Regions from separate parts of the Homo sapiens genome. Here region 1 is linked to region 2. Evidence: read pairs that join two places in POLR2A ChIA-PET (ENCODE). Cell type or tissue: MCF 10A. All regions are shown on one strand. Links, peaks and the distances in the headings refer to the core of each region. The heading gives the core; the rest is flanking DNA.

Region 1 (8,515 bases), core at 393-8,392, 120 kb after region 2:
AAAAAATGTGATCCCTGAGGTCAAGTGATTGAGACCATCCTGGCCAACATGGTGAAACCCCCATCTCTAAAAATACAAATATTAGCTGGGCGTGGTGGCGCGTGCTTGTAGTCCCAGCTACTCGGTAGGCTGAGGCAGGAGAATCGCTTGAACCTGGGAGGCGGAGGTTGCAGTGAGCCGAGATCACACCACTGCACTCTAGCCTGGCAACAGAGCGAGACTCCGTCTGAAAAAAAAAAAAAATAGTGCACGCCTGTACAACTGAAAAAATTTAACAGAATGATATATTTATAATTCATCAGGAATTACAGAATTTCAATGCTGATGGACTCTGGGAAATTGTAAATTTGTAGGATTAACCTAGGATTATGGAATTATATGAGCTTTTAATTAGGCAAGGTCTTTGGGAGCACAGTCTCCATACAAAACACAGCTGCCTTATATTTAAAACCTGGGTATTTTTTCAATATTTATTATACCCACTTATGTGCTATTTGCTGGGGATATGAAGACAAATATGATGAGATTCCTGTTTTTGAGGGTAGTACTATAATATCTTTTTTTTTTTTTTTTAATACGGAGTTTTGCTCTTGTTGCCCAGGCTGGAGTGCAATGGTGCGATCTTGGCTCACTGCAACCTTCACCTTCCAGGTTTAAGCGATTCTCCTGCCTCAGCCTCCCGAGTAGCTGGGACTATGGGCATGCACCACTGTGCCTGGCTAACTTTGTATTTTTAGTAGAGATGGGGTTTCTCCATGTTGGTCAGGCTGGTCTCGAACTCCCGACCTCAGGTGATCGCCTGCCTCAGCCTCCCAAAGTGCTGGGATTACAGGCAAGAGCCACTGTGCCCAGCTGTTTATCTTAATGAAATGTGGGCCCTATATGTATACCTATTCTCTTGCTTGCTAAAATAATCATGGATGTCTTGATTTTCACGGATTTCTGTTTCCATTGCCAGATTCACCATTGTTGATGATCATTCCTTTATAATAGATGACAAGTCATGGACTTCTGGGAGTTTGGGAGCTGGTTAAGTGAAATGATTTTCAAACTTTTTTCTTGCAGTTGAGTAAGAATTGAGCTACTCAGCTGAAGGGTGTGTGTGGGGGAGAGATGGGAGTGTGAAGAGTGCCTCCACCACCAGCTGTTTTAGGCCTCCAAGACAGCTCCTGGATACCTTAAAGAATACTGGGTCCCAAAGTTAAACACTCACCGATGTGGTCTGTTAAGTTCATTAAGAAATGGGAAACAGGACCCAGAGGTTGGAGCTTCTTTGTCGTCACATGATTAGTCAATGTCAGTATCCAAAACAAGCCCTGTGACTTCCAAATTCAGTGTCCTTGCCCTGTGTCTCCAGCCTCTGTAAAGCCTTGCCAGAAATTCTCCCCAGCCCCCTTCATGGTTGGTCACTCTTTCCCCCATGTTATAGCACATTTTTTTGCCAGCTGGATTGCTTAGTATGTTAGGCTTATTTCTTTTTTTGTTGTTTTTTTAATACTTTAAGTTCTGGCCTCCCCTAGCCCCCGGCACCCCCCCCAACAGGCCCCGGTGTGTGATGTTCCCCTCCCTGTTCTCATTGTTCAACTACCACTTATAAGTGAGAACATGCAGTATTTGGTTTTCTGTTCCTGTGTTAGTTTGCCGAGAATGATGGTTTCCAGCTTCATCCATGTCCCTGCAAAGGATATGAACTCATTCTTTTTTATGGCTGCTGTTAGGCTTATTTCTGCCCCACCTCATTCCTACCTCAAGTAGGAATTAAAGCAGTTTAAAGACCTTCAAATTCTTCATTTCATGAGATGAACGAGGGTCGTTTATTGCCTATGTTAATTGTCGTCTTTTCCAACTATGAGAATTTTTTTTTTTTTTTTTTTTTTTGAGACAGAGTTTCGCTCTTGTTGCCCGGACTAGAGTGCAGTGGCACAATCTTGGCTCACGGCAACCTCTGCCTCCCAGGTTCAAGCGATTCAGATTCAAGCCTCCTCACCTCCCAGATTCAAGCAATTCTCCTGCCTCAGCCTCCCAAGTAGCTGGGACCACAGGCCCAAGCCACCATGCCCAGCTAATTTTTTGTATTTTTTGTAGAGATGGGGTTTTGCCATGTTGCCCAGGCTGGTCTCCAACTCCCGAGCTCAACCGATCCACCTGCCTCAGCCTCCCAAAGTGCTGGAATTATAAGCCACCGTGCCCAGCTGGGAATTTTTATTTATTTATTTTTCTTTATTTTTTGAGACGGAATCTCCCTCTGTCACCCAGGCTGGAGTGCAGTGGCATGATCCTACCTCACTGCAACCTCTGCCTCCCAGGTTCAACCAATTCTCCTGCCTTAGCCTCCTGAGTAGCTGAGATTATAGGCGTGTGCCACCACACCTGGTTGAGTTCTGTATTTTTAGTAGAGACGGGGTTTCACCATGTTGGCCAGACTTGTCTCGAACTCCTGACCTTAGGTGATCCACCCACCTCAGCCTCCCAAAGTGGTGGGATTACAGGCGTGAGCCACTATGCCCGGCCAAATTTTTAAATTTCTAAGTCTTTCTTGTAATAATTTGCCTTACTCTTTTCCACCCACTCCTCCTTGCTTTTAGGAGGCCCTAGCTGATGACAAAATAAATGAAGAAATCCTTGGTTGAATAATAACTAAAAAACTTAAAGCCAATCATGCTGAGTTTGACAGCTTCTTTTCTCCCCAAATGGATATAATTGTGAAAATATTGTCATGTTTTCTTCTAGCAAAACGTCATATTATTTCACAAAAAGCCCAGCGATTTCACCTGAAGAAGCTTGGGAACTCCTGCCAAAAATTGTAGCACTTCTCACATTGCAATGGTAATGAATTGTTGCATGTCTGTCTTCCAAAAGAAAGTGAGTTCCTTCAAAACGGGAACCATGCCAGAAGGTGAAGTCTTGCAATTTCAAAATGTAACAGCACAGAACAATTACAATATAGTAAAAAGAATAAGATGAGAATACTTTACATCCTTATCGACATGAATCGTTATTTGCCCTGCATAAGTGGCTATTCATGGCATAACTTTTTGATGATGACACCCATTGGAAAACTGTTTGCTCAAACACAATAGTTCACTTTTCAGCCTTGCTTCTTCTGTTCTACAAAATGTGAAGGATTTTTAAATTTGTTATTACATTTATGTCATACTATTTTATATTCCCACCCCCTAGCATAGTACCTGGCACTAGTGTTTGTTAAATGAATAATGAATATTCTTTATGCCCATTGAATAGCTTTATTAGAGACAGGAATTAAAGAAGGAGCCTTTCTAATTTCCTAAGCTGTTTTTCAAGGGTAGAAAACAAAAGGAGGCACAGGAGAAAACTGTATAAACAATTTAAATATCTGTCCTCCTTCCTTCTCCCTTTCTCCTATTCTCCCTCTTTCTGAATACTCTGATCCTATAATCTCTGCCGATGAACTCATATAACCCCTTCAAGAGATTTGGTTCAAGACCTTATAAATGACTATGGGGCCAAAATCGAGTAACCGGGTCTGGATTTAACTTCCTGTGTAGAAATGGTGAAAATCAGACACAATATATGAAATAATGGTATTTTAGATATTAGATATCAGGCAGCACAGGACAGTGACTCCTGAGAGGACAAAACAAATGAGATGAGCCCTGTAACCAACCCAGCTTACTGTCAAGAGTGTTTCCTTACCATAGCTCAGGGGAGGAGGAATCCACAGGAAGGCTGATAATCTTCCTGAGTTGAGCTGATGTCTCTGAGAGGTTAAAATGGCCTAAGTTTGGCCGGGCACGGTGGCTCACGCCTGTAATCCCAGCACTTTGGGAGGCCAAGGCGGGCAGATCACGAGGTCGAGAGATCGAGACCATCCTAGCCAACATGGTGAAACCCCGTCCCTACTAAAAATACAAAAATTAGCTGGGCGTGGTGGCGCACGCCTGTAATCCCAGCTACTCGGGAGGCTGAGGCAGGAGAATCACTTGAACCTGGGAGGCGGAGGTTGCAGTGAGCTGAGATTGCGCCACTGCACTCCAGCCTGCTGACAGAGCGAGACTCCATCTCAAAGAAAAAAAAAAAAAAAAGCCTACGTTCCCAGGGTACCCAGAGTACCAGAGAGAGAGAGCACTGCACTCCACTCTACTATCTGGAGATCTACAGAGTCTTTCTCAAGTTTTCAGCTGATAACTGATGTGTTTAAGAAAACTTCCTAAGTTCTGGGAAGAAACACTACTTGGAGCTCACATAGGGCAGAGAATAGTTTGTGTTCCCATCTGCAAGAGTGCAAAAACCCTTGTAATTCATGGGATATCAGATGAAGTACTCAGAAGGGTATTTATTGCCTCACTATAGGGCAAAATGAATCCTAAAGATTGACAAAGCTTAAAAGCAATCCTTAAAAGGATCAGACATTTTGTAAAGAAACTTTGTAAAGTAACTTAACTGTGTCCTAGACAAAGCTCAAAAATATCCAACACCTGATAATGTAAAATTAACAATGTCTGACATCCAATAAAAAAATGACCAGGCACGCAAATTTGGGACCAACCACAACAACAAAATCAATCAATAGAAAGAGATGCAGAAATTATACAAATGATAGAATTAATCATTTTTTTTGTTGGCCAGATGAGGTGGCTTATGCCTGTAATCCTAACACTTTGTGTGGCGGAGGTGGCGGATTGCTTGAGGCCAGGAGTATGAGACCAGCCTGGGCAACATGGTGAAACCCTGTATCTACAAAAAATACAAAAATTAGCTAGCCATGGAGCTCATGCCTGTAATCCCATTACTTTGGGAGGCTGAGGCAGGAGGATCACTTGAGACCAGGGGTTCAAGACCACCCTGGGCAACACAGTGAGACCCTGCCTCTTCAAAAAAAATTTGTTTAAGTTGTTACTATCTTATATAAGTTCAAGAAAATAGTGGAAAGATTAAACAAATAATGGCATGGAATCTCATCTTGGGCCAAGACAACAAAGCAAAAAAAAATTTTAAATAATAATGACATGGAGTATTTTAAAAAGACCCAAATTGAACTTCTGGAGATGAAAACTACAGTGTTTTAAAATAAAAGCGCACTGGATGGGATTAACAGAAGATTAGAGACTGCAGAAGAAAAGATTTATGAATCTGAAGATATATGAATAGAAGCTATCCTAAATGAAAGCCGGAGAGATTAAAATACTAAAAAAGGCCAGGCATGGTGGCTCACACCTGTAATCCCAGCACTTTAGGAGGCCAAGGCAAGAGGATCGCTTGAGCCCAGGAGTTCAGGACCAGCCTCCTGGACAACATAGTAAAACCCTGTCTCTACAGAAAATACAGAAATTAGCTGGGCATGATGGCAAGTGCCTGTGGTCCCAGCTACTCAAGAGGCTGAGGTGGGAGGATCACCTGAGCCCAGGAGGTCGAGGCTGCAATCCGCTGTGATCCTGCCACTGCACTGCTGCTTGGGCAGCAGAGCAAAACCCTGTCTCAAGAAAATTAGTAAATTAAATTAAAAAAATAAAAGACTGAAAGAAAATACAGCATCATTGAGCTGTGGGACACTTCAAATAGTCTAATGATGTAATTGTAGTCCCCAAAGAAGAGGGAGGGGCATAAAATATTTGAAAAAATTAATGACTGAAATTTTTCTAAATTGGAGGGAAACTATAAACCTGCAGATTCTAGAAGCTTAGTGAACCCTAACCACTGGAAGCATGAAGAGAACTACACCAAGGCTTTTCATAATCAGATTGCTTAAAACCAGTGGTAAAGAGAAAAATATTTAAAGTGTCCAGAGGAAAAAATGACACATTATGAAAAAAAGAAAGGTAAGAATGATGGCAGACTTTTCTTTGGAAATAATGCAAATGAGAAATAGTACATCAGTATCTTTAAAGAACTGAAAGGAAAAAAACTCATCAATCTTGAACAATATGCCCAGTGAAAATATATTTCAAAAACGAAGGCAAGATAAACACTTTTTGTGGGGGTGGGGATAGAATCTCTGTCTGTCTCCCAGGCTGGAATGCAGTCACACAATCACGGCTCACTGCAGCCTCAACCTCCCCAGGCTCAGGTGGTCCTCCCACCTCAGCCTCCTGAGCAGCTGGGATTACAGGTGCGCACCACCATGCCCAGCTAATTTTTTTATTTTTTGTAGAGGTGGGGTTTTTCCATGTTGCGCAGGAGGGTCTCAAACTCCTGGATTCAAGCAATCCACCCACTTCAGCCTCCCAAAGTGCTAGGATTACAGGCGTGAGCCACCGTGCCCATCTCACACTCTTTAAAGATATATCAAAACTGAAAGAATTAATCAGCAAAGACCTGCACTACAAAAAATATTAAAGGATTCCTTTCAGGAGAAGGAAAATGATACCAGATGGAAATCTGGATTTACTTAAGAGAATGAAGAACACTAGAAGTAGTAAATATGTCAGTAAAAATAAAGTGACTGCAGTTCATTTTACCTTCAATAGGTCCGGGGGTAAAAATGTGATTTTGAAGACTGCAACTATTCCGTAGTTCATGTCTGCTTAAAGTCTCTCAATAATTTGCTAACCTCAGCACCTTTTAGAGGTAAATTTGTTTGTAAATTATTAGGAAGTTATGACTCATGTTATAGCAACTTACTACAAGTAAAGCAAATGTCAGTAGTTTTTGGTAAGGTATCTCGTATTGGCTCTTGGTGGGTTTTTTTTTTTTTTTTTGAGACACGGTCTCACTTTGTCACCCAGGCTGGAGTGCAGTGGCGTGATCTCAGCTGACTGTAGTCTCAACCCCCTGAGTTCAAGCCATCTTCACTAGGCTATATACATACACATATGTATATGTATATATATAAATTATATATATACACAACACACATGTATACATACATATATATACACATACATGTATGTATATGTATATATACGTATACATACATATACATGCATGTGTGTGTGTGTGTGTGTGTATATATATATATATATATATTTTTTTTTTTTTTTTTTTTTAGATGAAGTCTTGGTCTGTTACCCAGGTTGGAGTTCAGTGGCACGATCTTGGCTCACTGCAGCCTCTGCCTCCCAGGTTCAAGCGATTCTCCTTCCTGCCTTAGCCTCCCAAGTAGCTGGGATTACAGGCATGCGCCACCATGGTCGGCTAATTCTTGTATTTTTAGTAGAACAGGGTTTCACCATGTTGGCCAGGCTGGTCTCGAACTCCTGACCTCAGGTGATCCGCCTGCCTCAGCCACTAGGCTATTATTTTTGAAAGAAGCAAAAGAACAGATAAGCAGATAAAGGAGGAAACAAAAACATTTGTAATAGTGGCCACATACCAAATTTCAGTTTGCGCAGTCTTTGAAATCCTGTTCTATTACTTTTTTTTTTCTTTTTTTTTGAGACAGGGTCTCACTCTATCACCCAGGCTGGAGTGCAGTGGTGCAATCTCAGCTCATTGCAACTTCCACCTCCTGGTTCAAGAGATTCTCATGCCTCAGCCCCCATAGTAGCTGGGATTACAGGCACGCACCACCACGCCTGGCTCATTTTTTTTGTATTTTTAGCAGAGACAGAGTTTCACCATGTTGGCCAGGCTGTTTTATGACTCCTAAGGGTGAAGTTTGGTTTTCTTCCATTGCTACTGGTCAGAATATCTTTTTTTTTTTTTTTTTTTTTTGAGATGGAGTCTCGCTCTGTTGCCCAGGCTAGAGTGCAGTGGGGCAATCTTGGCTCACTGCAACCCCCATCTCCTGGGATCAGGCAATTCTCCTGCCTAAGCCTCCCGAGTAGATAGGATTACAGGCATCCACCACCACATACAGCTAAATTTTTTGTATTTTCAGTAAAGACAGGGTTTCACCATGTTGGCCAGGTTGGTCTCAAACTCCTGACCTCAGGTGATCCGCCCATCTCGGCCTCCCAAATTGTTGGGATTACAGGCGTGAGCCACCGTGCCCAGCCCAGAATATCTTAAATAGGCAAAACTGATTTGCTGAACTGGGTTTCCTGAAATATCTGTTCTTGCAACCAATTATGTTTCTTCATGAGAGCTTAGATTTTCTCCCTCTGTGTGGAAAAAAAATTAATACACTGTTATATCTCTGCCTTGGAGGTCTTTGAAGTTTTGCTGTGAACTTAATTAAATTCAGACTGTTTTTAAGATACAGTATTTCTTGGCCGGGCGTGGTGGCTCCTGACTGTAATCCCAGCACTTTGGGAGCCTGAGGTGGGCGGATCACCTGAGGTCAGGAGTTCGAGACTAGCCTGACCAACGTGGAGAAACCCTGTCTCTACTAAAAATACGAAATTAGCCAGGCATGGTGGTGTGGCCCTGTAATCCTATCTCGGGAGGCTGAGGCAGGACAGTCACTTGAACCCGGTAAGCGGAGGTTGTGGTAAGCCAAGATTGCGCCATTGCTCTCTAGCCTGGGCAACAAGAGAGAAACTCTGTCTCAAAAAAAAAAAAAAAAAAAAAAAAAGATACAGTATTTCTTTTAAGACAGCTGATGTGGCTTATTCTCCAGGCCAGTAGGCTGCTTTAAAATATTCTAAGGGCTGGG
Region 2 (8,515 bases), core at 279-8,278:
ATTCTTTTCTGGGCTGGTTTTTTCATCACTAGCTCTTTAGCCACTCTTTAGATCAATGACTTGTGGGTTTTTTATCCCTTGGAGGTGCCCGAAATCAGGTGGTGATAAGAGCAGAGCCCCAACTCTGTGCCTTGTGTGCGGATCTCTGCTGTGCTCCCAGAGTTACTGCTGCCAGACTGAACTGGAAGGGGAGGATGTAGGAGCCTGCACAGCTCACACCTACTCCTGTGGCTCTGGAGTGGGCATCTTCCTGAGGTAAGGACCTGCAGGGGCTTTTTAGCTTTGGATCTGCCTCAGTATCTGACTGTTAGGGTGTCACAGGAAACTACTATATTGCCAGGAATTTTGAGACTACTGTTCCGTGTGATTCATTCCAGAAACGTGGAGCTCCTTGTCGCCTCACATCTCACATCTGGTCCATGCCAACTCTGTGTTGGTTCTTTTATTGTTACCATTCCCACTCCTCTTCCCTCAACCATAGGTGACAGTTCTGTTCTACTTTCTCCATGTCTCCCACTAATGTGAAACTTCTCTGATTTTCTGAACAAATCCAGTCAGAATTACTCTTTCTGTTATGTCCTCATGGCTTTTGGATTTTACCTCCACTTATACATATTATCACAACTCTACATGCCAGCTTGTGATTAGTGACTACTATGTACCAGGCATTGAGGATGCAGTAGTCCACAGTGCAAAGATCTCTGCCCTTATGGATGGAGCTTGTTTTGTATGAGAGAGAGGACAAGCAAGACTGACAAGAATTTAGATAGTGATATAGGCTAAGGAGAAAAAATAAAGCAGGGAAGGGGAATATGAAATGGCAGCTATGGAGCTAAATTTGAGATTTAATTTTAGTAGATCAGGGAAGGCTTCCTAAGAACATGACTTCTGAGTAAAGACCTAAAGAAGTGGGAGAACATTCTACTCAGAACATTCTGCACAGTTCCTGGGGTAGAAATGTGCCTGTCTGCTCAAGGCAAGGAGGCGCGTGTCACTGGAGTGTTGTGCACAGGTGAGAGAATCCAGGGGCCTGCTGTGTGCTGGTGACATCTCTGGGCAAGGTGTAAGCCATTTCAGGGTTTGAAGCAGAGGCATGACATGAGTGTGGGCTCCTCTGGAGCATAGGTTGTATCCATAGCTTAGTCATCCCCCCAGTACCTTGATAATTTCTTATACGTATTAGGTCCTCAATAAATGTCTGTTTAATTGTGCTGTACTATTAATGCCAGAAAAAGGCAAATGTCTCAAAGGGATCAGGGGACACAAATTTGACTCGATTCAACCTATTTCCTAGTTTGTGCACAATTTTTTAATGGATAACTTCCTCCTAATAGTGGTTTAAATATCAGTACTATAAGACTTCATTCTATTTGGAACTGAATACAAATGTTGGTTACTAATGTGTAAATGTGTAACGTATGACTGATCTCTCTACAGAGTACGGGAATGTCAGGTGCTATTTTTAGCTGGCAAAACCAAAGGCTGTTTTTATTCTCCTCCTTACCTTGATGACTATGGGGAGACCGACCAGGGACTCAGGTAAGAACCCATCCTGAGTTAGCTAACTCAGGGCCTGCAGCGCCCTTCCGTATGTGGTGACGTCCTGAGGGTGGAGGGCTGAGGTGGTTCTGGAAGAGGTGGCTGTGTTATCTGTGGAGTCTTCCAAGGAGGGTGCCCTGTCAGCCTGGTTTGGTGTTCTTTTCCCAGCCTTCAGAATGCCATGAGGAACATCAGGATAGGTAAGGGAAGAGAATAGGACAGAGTGCAACTTTATTCCATTTATCACTCCAAAGAACTGTTTGAATTGCCATATAGCATCCCAGCTCAGAGCACTCCAGGGATGGCCCACTCTGACTTGTATGGCCTTGTATAGAGGAAGCCCAGTGTTTGAGAAAATCTTAATTGCTAACAAATGTGCTTATTACATTAAAATCTGGGGGACAAAGATTTAAAACATAAAGAACAATATAACAATATTTGAGGCTAAGTTACTTCTACTCTGGTAGCTTTAGTATATTGTAAGCTAACAATTCCCCCAAGCACTATTAAAGAACTTCTTTCAGACCATCTCTTTTGTCTAAAGGAGGTATAAGTTTTAACCGCCATAGATATGCCTGTCCAGCCTTAAGTAGCAGATGTTAAAGGCCTAGAAACCCAAGCAAGGTAAGTAGATGAGCTGCCCCAGGCGCTGGACTGCGAGGCTATGCCCATATGCCACCCAGTGCTGGTGCTTCCCACTGTTCTCAGCGTGGGCTGTTAGGAGGAGGAGAGTCTGATTAGTGAGTGAGAGGATGGCTGTGCTCAGAAACAGGAGCAGAGGTGCCTGGCTCAGGGCACTGGTCCCAGGCAGGAACCCACCAAAGCTTGCACTTGTGTTTAAATTAGACCTGGAAGTTACTCACATTTGATTGCTTCACTGAGACTGTGGCTGAAAGATTGCATCTGAGGAATGTTTTTCTTTTCTTTTCTTTTCTTTTTTCTTTGCACTCTTAGTAAAATCTGTGAGGAATATTTTTACTCCTATAATTCTTCTTTTGTGTTCTCCTCTGCCCTCTTCCCTTTTTACACGTTACCAACAAAATGGGCAATGAATTGGTAGTTTTAGCCTCTCAACCCAGACCCTCCTTATCCCCCGCAACCTCTATTCCCTCACCTCACTCTGGGTAAGTCTGGTTTGTGTACCTTTCCTTCCTCATTTCAGCACTTATTCCCTTTTACCTGCTCTTGGCAAAGGGTCAGAGCTGATGTTTTTGTTAATAGCCACAGTCACCTGCCAGACAGAAATGTTGCAGGGAGTCTAAAACCAATAACTTGTAACCTTGCCTAAATCAGGAAGGGTTGGGTTATAATAGAGGAATAAACAGAACACATTCTGAGTGACATGTGTCTTCTCTTTCTAGACGGGGAAATCCTTTACATTTATGCAAAGAGCGATTCAAGAAGATTCAGAAGCTCTGGCACCAACACAGTGTCACAGAGGAAATTGGACATGCACAGGAAGCCAATCAGACACTGGTTGGCATTGACTGGCAACATTTATAATTATTGCACCACCAAAAAACACAAACTTGGATTTTTTTAACCCAGTTGGCTTTTTAAGAAAGAAAGAAGTTCTGCTGAATTTGGAAATAAATTCTTTATTTAAACTTTCCTTCCCAGTTTTATAGTTTCTGGTTCTGAGGACTGATGAAAATCATCTTCCATCAGCAGATTTTCTTGCACTGTTTGCTGTGCCCCTCAAATATAATGTCTTGGGTTTTAAGATCGAGCAAGGAGCTTCTCTTCCTAGATTGGATCCCAGCCCCTTTGTGGGGGTCTGACTGCATAGTCCCAGCCATTATGTGATATTTCACGTTATTGATGATAGTGAACCGTGGGTCCGAAGCTGACTCAACGGAGGCAGGGAACAAAGTCTCTGTGGTCTGTTGGGTCATACTTCCTGGTTCCACTGAGTGGCCCAACACTGGGACTGGGTTGGTGTCCCCTCTGCTGACAGGACCCTACTCCTAGGAGCAAAGTGGTTGATTTTGAAGGCAGTGTTCCCTTCTCTCCATTGACTATGAGAGAGTTGGGGGACACACATGCAGAAGAAGCCCGTGGGGAGAAGGTGGATTCCTGGTGTGCTGGCTGGTTTTTCAGGGCTGTTAGAGGTTTTTTTTTTTTCTTTTTTTTTTTATGGCAAGACTTTTGGCTTTGAGAAAACTCACTTAGAGGGCTTTCCAAAAACTTAGGATGGTCTAAAAAATTAGGATATTCTTTTAGAATTAGGAAGAAAAATTAGGATATTCTAAAAGAATATGGATTAAAAATTTAGGATATTCTTTTAGATATCCTAATATCTAGATGAGAGGCCTTCCTTCATAAGATCTGGTTGTTTGGGCTGTGGTTGGCATAAGTGATATTTATTTTGGCCTCTGTCACATCCAGTTTCTTGAGCTTTTAAGGTAAGCTTCTTTTGGCTTTTTTTCAGATGTTCACCAAGCTTAAGTTTAAAATAATAGGTATTCTAAAAGAGTATCCTAATTTTCTTATCTGTATTCTTTTAGAATACCCTAATGTTTCAGACAGTGATATTCTCTTGTTATTTCTAAGGCTAAATTGGCAGAGTATATCATCTAAAGCCAAACACTGAAGAAGGTGAGAACCCACTCCCACCCAGCCAGCATTTCCTGGAACAGACAAGCTGCTGCTTCCTTGCTGGCTCACTTAGTGCATTCCTGGGATGGTCTGGCACCCAGGCTTTTTATTCTTTTTGATCATTGTTCTTACTGAGGTGCCTTCCTAGAACAAGAGCCACTTACAAAATAGCTTATAATTATTATGTACCACACAACTACTATTGTTTGATGTATGACTGCTGAGAGCTTGAATACATGCAGAGAGTGACTGAAGACTTAGTAGAGGAATAAATTCTGAGCCTGTCTAAGGTGGGGCTAAGGAACAGATGAGTAATAAGAGGCTCTTGGATTTTTTTAACCAATGCAACTGACCCTTTCAATCAGTTTTCTTTGAATTACATCTACAAGTTTTGTTCCACTCAGCTACCAGTCAACTAGGCATGCTCCACAGTATCACAGGAAGAAGGTCAGAAATCTGGAACTGAAGCTAAAAGAAGTGAGGATGTAGAAGCCACATTCCTCTCCAAGGTAGTGTGTGAAAGAACCGCCCCCTCTTGACAGGAGGATGACCGTCGCCATTCTTGCGTGGGACTGACTCACCCAGCTGAGAGGAGGACCAATAGAAAGAAAATTCACATTTGAGTCCACCTCTCTCCCCCTTTTTCTGGCCTTCATTCATAAGATCTGGTTGTTTGGGCTGTAGGTGGCATAATTCATGTTTATTTTGGCCTCTGTCACATCCAGTTTCTTTAGCTTTTAAGGTAAGCTTCTTTTGGCTTTTTTTCATATGTTCACCAAGCTAAAATTTAAAATAATAAGACCAGGTTTCTCTCTGTACAAGTGGATTATAAACATTTTCACCAAATCATAACAATACTCCAGCTTTCCGGTCCGACTTCCTAGGAGCCTGGAGTTAGCAAAGGTTGTCTCTGGATTTCATTCTCTGAGAATATCACAGAGCCTGGGAGAAGATGAATTTACATGAAATTGCAACATACACACCTTTTTATTTTCTGGTGTTAAGCTAGTTGTCTTTCCTACCTTACAAATCATGTTAGTTTTATGATTTGTTCCGCATGTTTTATGTTTATTGTAGAAATGTTTATATAACATACGCTTTCCATATCAGGGAAAATCATATCTGTTTAATAAATTGGCTATAACTTTAATATCTGTGGACAACTTGTAAAATTTGGAATGTATCATATGTAAAAAGTTTAAAGATATCCAAATAAATGCTTTAGGTGTTGGCATTACTTTTGGTTAGCATATATCTTTCTGTTTCATTTTACACATTTACCTGCCACAGCAAGGTGCCCGTGTCACCTTGCTACAAATATAGTGGGATATCTGTATTAGCTTTAAATTTAAGAGGGTTATATTATTATGGCCACTAGCCAAACTATCTTGACCTTCTCAGAGAAAGTGTGATCATCATTTCAGCTGATTAAGTTTCATATTCATTAGCCATGACAGCGTGTGACCTTTGTGGACCATTTTGGAACTCAAATCACTGGGAAACAGGGCACTCCAAGACCTGTGTCTGGGTTTAAACTCTTGTTCATCCTTACCTGGTGATCTCAAGGTCCTTGTCCTTACACACTCCCCTAGTGTGCTGGCTGGTTTTTCAGGGCTGTTGGAGGTTTTTTTTTTCTTTTTTTTATGACCACTTCCTGCTTTTGAGAGAGAGACATAGAAAGGCAGCTACACTGTCTTCCTAGGGGAGTCATTGCCCATGAGAATTCTGTTTTTTTTGAAATCCTCTTGAGAGCATCAAACTAAAACAGCAAGGTTTCCATTGCACTCACCCTGCCTCCTGGTCAGTAACACTGCTCCCAGCCTACTGCCTTCACCACTCTTGTCTTTAGTTCCAGGAACTCATGAAGCCCCTTCTGACATGCTCCTCCCTGTCTTCCTACTCTTGATTTTGGTGTGGTGGTGGTTTGGTTTGGTTTTTTTAAAGAGACAGGGTCTTGCTTTGTCCCACAGGCTGGAGTGCAGTGGCACAGCCTTGGTTCACTGCAGCCTCAACCTTCTGGGCTCGAGCAATCCTCCCACCTCAGCCTCCCAGTAGCTGGTACTATAGAGGCACATGCCACCACACCTGGCTAATTTTTGTATTTTTTTTGTAGATACAGCCGCGCTATGTTGCCCAGGCTGGTCTTGAACCCTTGGGCTCAAATGATTCTCCCGCCTCAGCCTCCCAAATGCTAGGATTATAGGTGTGAACCACTGTGCCTGGCCTGTTCCTACTCTTGTTTTTTAAGTCACATTTATTGAGGTATATTTTACAAACAGATTAACTCTTTTTAGTGTACAGTTTTATACATTTTAACAAATGCATACAGTTAAACAACCACAATCGAGAAATAGAACAATTCCATCTTCCCCAAAAGTCCCCTTTGTAGTCAGCTTCTTGCCTCATCCTGGCTTTCAGCTACCAGTGTTTTTCTCTCCCTTTGTTTTGTCTCTTCCCGAATGTTATATAAATGGAATTGTATCATATGTAGCATTTTGAGTCTGGCTTCTCACTAAAGAAGAATGCATTCGGGTCCTCCCTGTTCCTTTGGATTGCTGAGTAGCATTCCGTTGTACAGACTTCTGGGCAGTTGCCAGATGAAGGGCATTTGGGTGAGTTTGGGTGATTGTTTTGGTGATTACTGCTACAAACATTCATGGATGGGTTTTTGTACAAACCTGAATTTTCACTTCCCTCAGGTAAATAGCTAGAAGTTGTCCCTTACATCTTAATCCTCCATTTGATGCCATCCTGAGAGCTCAGCATTCTCTAATCTGTAACTTTGCTGTTTACAGTCCTCTGTGATGGACAGGATAAAATGCTGTCAGGAGTTAAGAACTGACATGTTTTTCCCCTTCCAGCCAATCTATCCATTGTGACCTGGGAAGGCACTTGTCTCTTCCCTGGACTTTCATAGTATTGGACAGACACTTTTCTCTTCCTAACACAGTGGTGCTGCCTGCCTGCGCTGTCATTGAGAGCCATCTTTTTAGCCAGTCGTGGATGAAAAGCCCTGTCTTGGTCCACGATTTTCCCTGGCTAAGCTGCAAACATGCTGGCCTAGTGTAACAGGTGCCCGGACGAGGAGGGGCAGGGGAGCGTGCAGAGCGGGCACCTAATCTTATTAACCCATATTAAGGTTACTAGGGGTTTATTTACTGGCAGCTCAGTCCCAGGCTTGAAGCATGTTGTAAAGAAGCTGTGGGTTCTGGAACTGAGGCCAAAAATTCTAGGACACAGCTTCCCAAATATTCAGGATAGTCATCACCTGTTTCTTCACCGTGGAGTGAGCATTTTAAAAATGAAAGTCCTAAGGCCCTGTCTACCCCCACCCCATCCCGGGGCTATGCTGGCAGAACTTTAAAAGCTAGCTGGGCCAGGTGGCTCACTCCTATAATCCCAGCACTTTGGGAGGCCAAGGCGGGCAGATCACCTAAGGACAGGAGTTCGAGACCAGCCTGGCCAACATGGTGAAATCTCATCTCTAATAAAAATACAAAAATTAGCCGGGCGTGGTGGCAAACGCCTGTAATCCCAGCTAGTAGGGAGGCTGAGGCAGGAGAATCACTTGAACCCAGGAGGCGGAGGTTGCAGTGAGCTGAGATCATGCCATTGCACTCCAGCCTGGGCAACAAGAGCAAAACTCCATATTTGAAAAAAAAAAAAAAAAAGTAGGCTGGGTCCCTCAGGAGAAAAGGATTTACACCAGCCCAAGGAAAGACTGAAGTTACACACAAGCAAAAACCTGATAGCAGAGACTTCCTGGGCACTGGTAGGTGACCAAAAGGGATGGTCCAGGTTTCTCTCGCAACTACCGGCTACCTGAGAAGACCTGTTAAAATGCAGTTAACCCTAAGCCTGCTCCGAACCAATGAGTGAGATTTATTGTAGAGTCAATGCACTCTTGGTCCTCTCAACAACCTTCAGATTCTCAGGTTGTTCACATTTGCTCCTATAACCTGGCCCCATAGAGACTCATATTTCCCTGTTTGAGGAAATAACGTTTTGGCCAGAGGAGAAGAAAAAATGGCTTGGAGTTTTGCCTAAATTTCTACATTAAAATTCCATGTATTCAGCTCTGGTTCAAACTCCAGCAAATGCTGAGATTATTTGGATATAATAATAGTCACTGTTGTAATAGTCACCGTTCTTACAGGTAAGAGATGGCAAGATGGAGAGATGTGATACCCAAGCCATGTTTATAACAACGATTGTTACCAATGCTTCCCTTAGGGTGGGTTTCTTTTCTTTTTTGGCAAATACTAGCGGTAGTAGGGGATTCTGATATATGTTGTTGAATGGGCTTAAACAGTCATTTAACAAAAGTGATTTTCATACAGTATGAATTTTAATTATCTATTGACAGCTGTTAACAGCA

What was found. Peaks named below come from ENCODE experiments on the same cell type or tissue, not always from the same donor. Only the 100,000 strongest peaks of a DNase experiment are listed, where the experiment ranks them.
Region 1: POLR2A ChIA-PET joins it to region 2 with 5 read pairs; 5 of 35 experiments call an interaction of 5 or more read pairs at or near these places.

Annotation. Positions count from the first base shown.
Region 1 is chr6:42,807,576-42,816,090 of GRCh38, forward strand. BICRAL (BICRA like chromatin remodeling complex associated protein) reads left to right here. Exons shown (of 13, transcript NM_001393499.1): 2 at 2,731-2,826. Among named protein-coding and RNA genes, the nearest start is that of BICRAL, 30 kb to the left of the region's middle. In MCF 10A, for the core only: no CTCF peak of the experiment used is centred there; no DNase peak of the experiment used is centred there.
Region 2 is chr6:42,688,132-42,696,646 of GRCh38, forward strand. UBR2 (ubiquitin protein ligase E3 component n-recognin 2) reads left to right here. Exons shown (of 47, transcript NM_001363705.2): 45 at 85-255; 46 at 1,438-1,539; 47 at 2,901-5,374. The coding sequence ends at 3,042. It overlaps PRPH2 (peripherin 2), which reads right to left. Exons shown (of 3, transcript NM_000322.5): 3 at 8,467-8,515. Among named protein-coding and RNA genes, the nearest start is that of PRPH2, 30 kb to the right of the region's middle. In MCF 10A, for the core only: no CTCF peak of the experiment used is centred there; a DNase peak (open chromatin) is centred at 4,700.